2 separate regions of the Homo sapiens genome follow, and region 2 is linked to region 1. Evidence: read pairs that join two places in POLR2A ChIA-PET (ENCODE). Cell type or tissue: IMR-90. All regions are shown on one strand. Links, peaks and the distances in the headings refer to the core of each region. The heading gives the core; the rest is flanking DNA. Region 1 has its middle 1.1 Mb from the start of LINC01950. Region 2 has its middle 1.2 Mb from the start of LINC01950.

Region 1 (5,394 bases), core at 160-5,159:
TATCAGTTCAAGAGCCAGAATATAGAAAATGAAGGCCTCCTTGTGGCAAAACTCCTATCTCTGGAAAACCCCTGAGAAAAAGTTTTGTTCAGCATTTGCAGCACAATTTCTTACTTTCAATACTTTAAAGTAGTTAAGACCAAAAGTCCTCAAAGCTGTCCAGTCCCGGAGAGGTAGATAGGTGCATTTCAAGGACAACAAATATACACCATCTGATTGTGGTCTTTCTCAACTACATAAGAATTGGAAAGTCACAGAGGCTAATATTTAATATCAAAAATGAAAAACATAAAGCTGTTCTCTTTTTACACCATAAGTAGAATTTGACATTTTGAATACCTAATATTTTCCCTAACTTACAGATATAGGAATATATTATATTAATGGCTATTTCTTAATATACCATCTATTATTCAGGCTACATTCCTTCTCTGAATATTTTATCTTTTTTATTTTTCTCATTTGTGCTTCTCATCTGAAACAGACTAAAATCCCTTGTTACTAGTTATCAAAACTGGATTTCTTTCAGTATCTAACAAAGTTTAAATTTATAAAAATAAATGAATGAATGAAAAGACTAGACCTCAAAAAGAGATAGATGAACATAGAACATAAAAGGATTCCTCATTTGTCATGTCACTGCAATTCAAAAGTCTCCGCCAATGCAAGAAATCTTCTTTCTGGATAGATGTTTGCTATCCTTTACACTAGTTGCCTTAATAATAGATGATTATAGCCTGTCTGCATACTTCCTAGAGCTTAAATTGGATATAATTTTCTTCATTTCCTGTCTTAAGTCATATTGAAAATGTTTTGAAAAATTTTAAACATCTGCTTAATTCCACTAAAGAGGTGGCTATGTTTTATTATAAGTGAGGCAGACTGTATGTTTGGCTATCTCTTGTGTGTATATTCAGCATGGTGATTTTGTATAAATGGGCCCAGACATTTAAATCATACATTTGTGAGCCATTTGTAAAGTCTATAGAATTTTTTTAAGTTAGAAATTTAAGATCCTGATCTTATTATGACTGAAATGATCATATGTGAAGACAGAGTGTCTTTGTCTGTTGATTTAATGGCTCCAATTACTATCTAATATATATAGACAGGCATCTACTTGTCCTGGGAGACAGAAGCTTTCAGAGCATCATGTCTCACTTGCTTTTAAGTCAAATTTGGTTTTCATTCTTTTGGCAGCTGCTCAAGCTTATTGCTACATAATTGGCACCAACAGCTGCCTCTGCTGTGTAAACCATATGAACATCACACAATCCCGGATCTCGCCATCTCATTATTAGCACACTTTTTTGTGCAACGAGGTGTGTAGGCAAAAATAAACAAACCAAGAAATATTATGGAGAGCCTTATGATTCTGGATTCAGACAAATTTCTATAAGATTTCTTTCACTGTCTGAAGCTTACACAGTACCATAATTCCTTACAGCTTTGTATGTTTATGTTTATTTTTCTACCTTCCCTTGGCTTCCTTAATAGAGAAAATACATTTCAAGAATAATTAAATAAGCTAGCAATGTAATTATAAAAAGACTCAACTTCTACACTTGACCCTTAAAAATAAATTATAAATCTATATTTACTTTGTGAGCATAATTTAAAATAATGAACAGGAAAGACGGAAGGCTAAGTAGAGCTCCATCAAGGTATTACCTTAAGGCATATGGAGTTTTATCTAGTTGATGATAAGGTGAACTGAAATATCGAATTCAGAAACATTTCTCCTTTTGGTAACATAAACCAAACATTTATCCATCTGCCCTTTCAGTGGGATGCAGACCTTTGGTCCATAATATAATTCACTGTAAGTATGTTCATTAAAAAAAAAACAAAAAAACAAACAAAAAAAACAAACAGCTGTTCCTCGTAACCACACCACATTAAATGTTCAGTAAGCTTAGAAAATATATCCTGGCTGGCAAAGATAGATCTAGAGTAAACAAGACTGTTTAGTTCTTTGCCACAAGTAACCCTGCTTGGTCATTAAATTAATTACTTGTGTGTGACTATCTTAAGTATCTTTAAGGCCAAAACATTTATTGGGTAAAATATAGGATGTCGGGTCTAATAAATGTTATTAGTACATGTATACTCTGCGATAAAAGATACAAAAATTAATAGAAATATGCATGTGTATAAATACAAATATTTGTTTAAACTAATATATAAATAAATGAATACATACTTTATTATTTCAGTTGCTATGGCTGAATTTAGCTGTTGCCAGAGAACAAAATAATTATTTTAAATGAATGATTTTTTATTCCTCTTCTTCCTTGAAAACAAATATTTTCTTATAGCCTGATTGATTTACCTCATGAAATTGAAGAAACAAAGATTGCCAATGTGTTTTTCTTATCTATCCATTTACATCAAATCTACTGTCATTGAGACCCAGATCGTAACACCTAGAATAAAACTCTACATGGTTTTTGTCCCTTTACCAACCTGTTCCAAATTATTCAAAGATATTATATCAGCTTTCTAAAACATATCATGGCATTTTTTGAAAACTAGAGAAATACTTATTTTTTTTAACAATCTAAATCTTCAAGATAAAGTATTCACAGAATCAAATCTTGCCCTATAAATAAACTCCTACTGTATCACACACACACACACACCACGTATCTCCTTACATTTGAGTCATCACTCCTTGATGATATTTATAAACATTGGTTGAGTAATTGAATCTATATGTTCAACACAGTTTCTGTGCATGCGTGTGTGTGTGCACACACATGCACACATGCACTTGTGTATCTGTGGTTTAAATTTGGCACTGTTTATGTATTTGGGAAGAATTTATTTCACAAACTTCGTTTCACCTTTATGATAGGGACTCTATTAAACACTGAACAAAATAATAACTAAGTCATAGCCCTTGACTTTTTGGAGTTCCATTTTAGCTGGTTAGAGAAGTTTCCTTTAATCCTAGTTTGCTCCGAGCAAAAAGAGTTAAAAACAGCTTTTTATATGAATAAATGCTGAATTTTATTAAAGGATTTTATCTACATCAATTGAAATTAATCATACAGCTTTTCTTCTTTGTCTGAGTTTCAAATCTTAAACAAAGTCTTTCATTACTGAAATGAATTCCACTTGGTTATAAAATATTATCCCTTTATTTATTGTTTGATTTGATTTGCAAGTATTTTTCTGAGGATTTTGTATCTATATCCATGATGGATATTTATAGTTTTCTTTCTTTGTAATGACTTTGTCTGATTATGATATGAGGATAATGCTGGGCTAATAAAGAAATAAACATATTCTCTCTCATTCTATTTTCTGGAAGAAATTATGTAGAATTGATATGATTTCTGTCTTAAATGTTTGGTAGAATTCACCAGTGAAACCATCAGGGCCCAGTGATTTACTCTGTGGAAACTTTGATAGTTTATTTTTTATTTTTTTATTTTTTTTGAGACGAAGTCTCTCTCTGTTACCCAGGCTGGAGTGCAGTGGTGCAATCTCAGCTCACTGCAACCTCCGACTCCCAGGTTCAAGCGATTCTCCTGACTCAGCCTCCTGAGTAGCTGGGATTATAGACACGCACCACCAAGCCCAGCTAATTTTTGTATTTTTTGGTAGAGTTGGGGTTTCACCATGTTGGCCAGGCTAGTCTCAAACTCCTGACCTCAAGTGATCTGCCCGCCTCAGCCTCCCAAAGTGCTGGGATTACAGGTGTGAGCCACTGAGCCCGGCCCTCTGTGGATACGTTAAAACTCATGGTTTTTATTTCATCTTGAAATATTTTTGGTAGTTTGTATCTTTCAAGGATTGGCCCTTTTGTAAGTGGATTGCCATGGAATTGTTTGTAATACTGTCCTATCATCTTTTTAATATCAGTGAAGCATGTACTGATGCCCCATCTTTCATTTGTAATATTGATAATTTGTGTTTTCTTTCAGTTTTTCATTAGCTTTGCTAGATGTTTATCAATTTTATTGATCCTTAAAAAATCCCTTTGGTTTTATTGATTTTCCTCTATTTTTGTTGTTTTTATTTACACTGATCTCAGCTCTAATCAATCACCACTATTACCTTCTTTCAGCTTAACCCAGGTTTATGTTGTTCTTCCTGTGGTGCTTAAAGTGAAGACCTAGCTTACTGATTTTAGATAATTATTATTTTCCAATATGTGCATTTAATTTTAAACTTTTCCTCAAAGCACTGTTTTACAATATATCTCACAAGTGTTGACATATTAATTTTACTTGCATTTATTTAAAAATTTATTTATATTCTTGAGATGTCCTCTTAGACCCATGGGGTTTTTAGAAGCATATTATTTAATTTTCTACTATTTGGAGATTTATGGATACCTTTCCATTATTATATCTAGTTTCATTCTGTTATGGTCAGGTAGTATGCTTTGTATGATATCTATTGTATTATCTTAAATAATTACTATATATTTTGCTCGTTCTTCATTTCTGAAGTTGTGTGATTTCTTCTGGAATCATTTCTCTTTAGCTTGAGTAACTTTAACACTTTTTAGGGCCAGTCTGCTAGTAACCACTTCCATTAGTTTTTCTTTATCTAAGAATGTCTTTCTTTATTTTGCTATAATTTCTGAAGAATATTTTTGCCAGATACAGAATTATGGGTTGAGAGAATTCTTTCCTCTTTTTCATAGTTAGTCTGGTTCTAGGTTTATCAAATGTGCGATTACTCTTTAGTTTTCAAATCCTTTGCTATGCTTGTGTGGGTGGTTCCATTAATACTGTGTAAGCCCAGTCTTGTTTATATTTAACAAGACAGAAACAGGAAGTTCTCTTCCCTAGCTCTCTCCTTTCTAGAATTTCCCCACACTCTCTGTATACAAGGGCACCTTACCTAGTCTTCTGGCCAGAAATCTTTTCTTTGTCTCCCCAGTAATTTAGCTTGCCATGCTTTGATGCAGTTCCATTATTCTGGAGCCCCCTCAAGGCTAAGTAATATGAGAAAACAGAAAAAAAATGAGGAATCCCCCCCAAATCTATGGACCATAGAGTCTCCTTTCTCCAATTTCTCTGGCCAGGAAAAGTGGGTTTTATGTTGAACTTTTAAGTAACTGTGCCATTCCATGCCACTGATGACTCACTCCTTTTGGAATCCCTTTCTGTCCTGGATTCAGACATATTTATTTCTTATGGATTTTCTCCTACTTCAATAACTGCTCTAGCTCAGTCTCCTTGAGTGGCACCACCCTGTCAATTCTGTAACATCCTTCTAAGGTCCCTCCTATTTTCAGAAATGTAATAAAGTTCTGTTTGCACAAATATGACCCTTCCTTCACCTTTTCTCCCATATTTCTATTTGAATAAAAGGTTTCCTGGAAATATTTTCAAAAAGTCTGCTCTTTAATATTGAATAAACAATTCCGCTGTT
Region 2 (5,394 bases), core at 89-5,088, 110 kb before region 1:
ACCCCAAGGTCATTAGGAAACCACCTTTATTCAATTAGCGCCAGCCTATACCCACCATTGCCCCAAAGCATAAGCCCAACCAGAACCACCAGAAGCAGGACCCATATCAGCTCCTAAAGTCAAATCTGTGTCCATTGTGGGAGGTGACTGATGGACGTGAGGGAATACTTAGAATACATGTGCCATTTTCTATGTGTATAGCTTTATACAAAGACAAATTTGGTCAGTTTTCAGAGAATCCAGAAAAGTTTATAAATGAGTTTGTTAAATGGACCATGTTCTTTTATTTAACTTGTCATGACTTACAAATATTGTCATCCACTTGCTGTGCTGTGGGAAAAAAAGTAGAGGAAAAAGCATGCGGTTAAACCAGTCAATTATGACAAAGTTGATAAATAAGTCAGGTAAAAGAGGAAAATCCTACTCTGCTTTGGGGGCATTTGGTTCAGGCCCTCAGAAAATCTGCTAATGCAGACCCCTACTCTTCAGAAGGGCAAGTTCTTCTCAGTATACATTTTATTACTCAATCTGCCCCTGACATTAGGAGGAAGCTACAAAAATGAGCAATGGGACCTCTAACTCCTATGAGCTAACTCTTAAACATGGCCTTTAAAGTTTATGACAACAGAGACAGGGCAACAGAGGTGTTTTAAAAAAAAAGAGCCAAAAAGTACAATTATTAGCAAATGCTTTAAGCCCCTCTGCACTCTCAGGGCTGCCCATCCTGAGAAAGTGTCACAAGATTGGTGTCTGGAATGCCCAGACAAGAGCTCCAAACTTGCCAACCCCTGGGCCAGAATTAGTGTGCTTACTATAAGCAAAAAGGCCAATGGCAATGAGAATGTCCTAACTGTGTGAGACAGAGAGAAAAAGCTCTGCATAAATTATAGAGCTTACCTTCTTCCACTAACCCCAAAGAGATGCCTTGCTCAAGTATGTTTACTGGGGAACACAGACCCTAGAACCCGATGGACAGCTTTCCACAGTGGTGACAAGTGGCTGCCTAAACATTTTTTTTCAGTGTCTCTACTGTTAGGTGAGCTCTCCAGAGGCTTGAGAACTCCAGGGTCTTTCCTTGAGCAATGCAGTTTGCCCCTTTCCTTCCTTATATTTGATGCCATGGGATCCCCTCCCCTGTCTTTTCTTCTCTTCCATTTGGGACAAACAAAATTTGGCCAAATAGATGGGTCACAATTTATAACTTGAATCCTGTTGTCTTATACAGGTCATTTTATCTGATGCGTTTGTTTAGGTATATATGCAGGTGTTTAAATGTGTGTTGTGTCTAGTGTGCTATCATATTGACATTTTTTTGTTCGTTTGGTTTTGAGACAGTCTTGCTCTGTTGCCCAGGCTAGAGTGCAGTGGTGCGATCTCAGCTCACTGCAATCTCTGCCTTCCAGGTTCAAGGGACCCTCCTGCCCCAGTCTCCCAAGTAGTTGGGACTACAGGTGCATGTCATCATGCCTGGCTAATCTTTTGCATTTTTAGTAGAGATGGTGTTTCACCAGGCTGGTCTCAAACTCCTGACCTCAAGTGATTCACCCGCCTTGGCCTCCCAAAGTGCTGGGATTATAGGCATGACCCACTGCACCTGGCCTCATAAATAAAAGAGTGGCCTTATAAATAAAAGAGTGCTCATAAGTTAAACAAGATAGTCTAAGATTATTAGTTTGCAGAGAATGTTGTGTCTTCTAAAATTTAATATTTTTACCTAGCTAAGTCACTGATGTTCATAGGCATTAAGATGGTTAAAATGCCTTTAAATGGTGACTAGCTCTGCATGGTATCCTGATTCTTGGAGGTGGTCTAGAGAAATCTGTTAAAAGTGAAAAAGTTAAATACATGGGAATAGAATAGATGCTTAAATAGTGAGCATTTTTTACAGTTAAAAATCTTAAATTTATAAAATGATTCTCATCTATATAATGCCAAAATCTGGTGAGCAGTTCAGGATTTCTTGCTTCCTAGATTCATATAAAACATGCCAAAAATATATCATTTATTGGGAAAAATAGTTTTATTTCAGAAATTATTAAAAGGGAGGTTCAAAAATGAGGGAACTAGTGAGTATAAATAAGAAGGAGGGATATAAAGAAACAGTAATTTTGTTTAAAAAGAGTCTTGTACAGTAAATTCTTTTCCTAGAGTAAAATGATTGGTTATTTAAGACAGAGGTAGTATGGACAAGTCAGAAAATCCAAGCATTTTGTAGATGGTCTGCATTGGTCATAAGGTTCATAAAGAGGAATTTATGAAAGGAATTTTGTGTGTAATCAAACTAGCTGTAATTAAAAAGAAATTGTTTATAAGAGAATTTCTAAAGAATGATCTACATTTTAAAACCAATTTTTCTTAAGGTGCTAATTTACTGAATTACCAGAAAATTTACTTTTCAATCCTGTAATCTATTTCTTTTGAAAGCTTCTCAGATTAATGTAACTCATTTCTTTAGCTTTTGGGCAGTTCCTCTGAAGTGTTCTCCTCTGATTCTAACTGTTGTTGTAAGCTAATGCTAAAGTATTTTTTCTTATAGGTCTGTGGGGAGCAGTGTTTTCCCCCAATATAGCTTAATTCTATGATCTTAAAAAAAAGTTTCTTGAGAAAAGTTACACATTTTCTCTACGTGCAACTTTATTTTGGCTTTTGGCTTTTGATTCTTATATTGCTTAGAAAGGTTTTGGGGGCCAATGCATGCCTGCCCAATTACATTTCCTTTGGCCAGGAGGGATGCATTTGTTCAGTCTGTTGGAGGCTATGGATTTTGATTTTTTGGTTTGTATTCTCCTTTTTGTCAGGGTGTACCAAAGACAATGTCAAGAACTAAGCTTTTATTTTATTCTGTGCCAATGCTGGGTGGTGTGCTACCTGTCCTTGTTCCATTGTGTTCCTTGGTGGGATCTCCATGGCCAGGGGCTTGTAGCCAGCTGGATGTTCTGGGCTGGGTGACAGTGGAAACGAGTAGGCACTCACTGCCCCTTGAACTCCTTTTGAGCAGTATGGGAGCTAAAGACTAGGAGCCAGGACACGGGCTTGTAAAAGTAGCTTGTCGGTGGGTTCTGTGTGTTGTGCTGCTGTGGTCTTGGCTTGCAGTAATTAGCTATACAAACCTTCCTTCTCCACTTTGGAATTTAGGCCAGGTTCAGGAGACCCACCAATATTAAAATAAAACATTGCCCTTTCCCACAAAGGAAAAGAATAGCTCCCCTGTTCAACCATGAGATTTAGTCTTACTAAAAACTTAAAAAGAAGAGTCCCCAAGGATCAATTACATCCAAAATGGAAGAGCTCTTATTAGATGTTGTTAAGTGCCCCCATACTGCTGTTAAATTTCAGAAAATAACTACTTGGGTGTGCTAAAAGGGATTAAAACTGTTCTTATGAGTCACAGTCACAAAGGGAAGACACTGTGACCTACATCTGTAAACCTTTGAAAGATCTCTGTTACCTCAGAGGTAGAGAATCAACTGCCAAAAAATATAGATCCTAAAGGAACCAACACTCTGCTGGAAGTGGTAACATGTTTCTGTGGGTGGGAAAAGAAGCATTGATTTATCTCATCTTCCTTACTGTAATACTTATTTTCTATCACTTTAGACTACCACCTCCTCCTGGGAAATATCCCTTTTGTCTTTGTTGGGGAAAGAGGCCACTCTAAGGCCCAAACAGACACTATGCTGGCATTGTTAATCCTCTTTGCTATCCCAATTACCCTGATCCAGTGTGGGTGGGAAAAAAACTGTATAGTAAATATTATTAAAATTATAGATTCAAGGAATCACCTTTATGGTTGCTAGATTTGTTATCAACCTCCCCAGGATAGAAAGTTCCAGTCCCCAGACCTCCTAACTAATGATAGTGATTCTAATGTACTCAGACCCCTATTTTTTGGTGGAATTCTCCCCCACTTAACAGACTCCTCCTGAACTCCACCACCACTATTACCAGGACCTAGAAAGTTGGGTTATCTATATCTCCAGTACATTAATGATGCTATCTTTTGTACCCACTCTGTGTTAATGACACAAAAGTGGAAGTTTCCCTGTGACACTCTAATCCAACTCTAGTTGCCAAGTTCCCAAGGCAAGGAGACCATATACGGTGCCTATTTCCAGGTAAGAACATACAGAAAAAAAAACAAAAAAGAACACTACCTAACCTGGGAAGGTTAGGGAAGTGGGTATATCACCCCCTTCTCGAAAACAAATATTGTTCGGCCATTCTCATTGGAGCAGGGGAAGAATCTTTCTATAGACCCAACTTGGCCACAAAGGATAGACATTATGACACATAGATCCTCTTTGTTTGGAGCCATGATGACCCAGCATGCCACCTGGGCTTATTTTTGTCTGTGGCCATGACTACTCAGGAAGCCACCTGTTCCTTTAGGAGTGGCTTTCCCTTGTATATCAAAAACTTAGAACAGAGGTGAATGTACATTGGCCACTCTTGCCCCTCCAAGAGTCATAGTCTATATTCTCATAAGATCCAGGAATACAAGAAGTCAATGAGTAGTATAATTAATTCTGACAGGAATTGGGGCAGCAATAGAACAAGTGGCACTCTGGCCTATCAAAAGTCAACCCAAAAAACTTAACTCAAACCCTAATATCCTTAGCCATCAACAAAGGTAAGACATTAAAGGGAACTGAAGAGTCCCTAGACTCTTTGGCAAATGAGAATAATTTTGGCAACACAGCAAGACCTGTCTCTAAAAAAATCAAACTTAAAAAAAGTTTAGCGTGCCTGTGGTCTTAGCTACTTGGGAGGCTGAAACGGGAGGATTACTCGAGCCCAGAAGTTCAAGGTTGCAGTGAGCTATGATTGCACCACTGCACTCCAGCCTGAGCAATAAAGCGAGACCCTCTTAAAAATAAATAATAATGTGTATATACATACATATACACAGAGACACACACACTCACATACATTCATATATGTACACATTCTATATTTTTAAAATAATCTTATATATAAAGAACATGTATATATATAAAAAATGAATACATAAAACAAAATATATAAAATGAAAATAGAAAAATAAATTTAAAATAAATGTATAAAATAATTTATTAATATAATAAATAATGTTAATAACTTTAAAGTAAGTATTAAGATATACTAATTGTGGCAACCTTGATGATTCTATTGAGGGAAAGCTCAGATGCTGTACTTTGAAATCATTACATCATTTTTACAAGCCCACAACATCCATGGGCTGCTCCTGGCAAAAGACTGAGTTAAGCAAGGATACCAAGGAAGGCCTGTTCCCAGCACATACAAACTTCTCTGTTAGATGGCTTTGGCTTGAAGAGTTTTGAATGGCTTAGCTGAATCTTCCTTGAACTGCACTGCAGTCTAGGATGTTTCCATCAAACTTTATTTCCCTATCTT

Evidence for each region. Peaks named below come from ENCODE experiments on the same cell type or tissue, not always from the same donor. Only the 100,000 strongest peaks of a DNase experiment are listed, where the experiment ranks them.
Region 2: POLR2A ChIA-PET joins it to region 1 with 5 read pairs; 2 of 35 experiments call an interaction of 5 or more read pairs at or near these places.

The regions. Positions count from the first base shown.
Region 1 is chr5:105,951,879-105,957,272 of GRCh38, forward strand. No RefSeq gene overlaps it. Among named protein-coding and RNA genes, the nearest start is that of LINC01950, 1.1 Mb to the right of the region's middle. In IMR-90, for the core only: no CTCF peak of the experiment used is centred there; a DNase peak (open chromatin) is centred at 2,673.
Region 2 is chr5:105,842,436-105,847,829 of GRCh38, forward strand. No RefSeq gene overlaps it. Among named protein-coding and RNA genes, the nearest start is that of LINC01950, 1.2 Mb to the right of the region's middle. In IMR-90, for the core only: no CTCF peak of the experiment used is centred there; no DNase peak of the experiment used is centred there.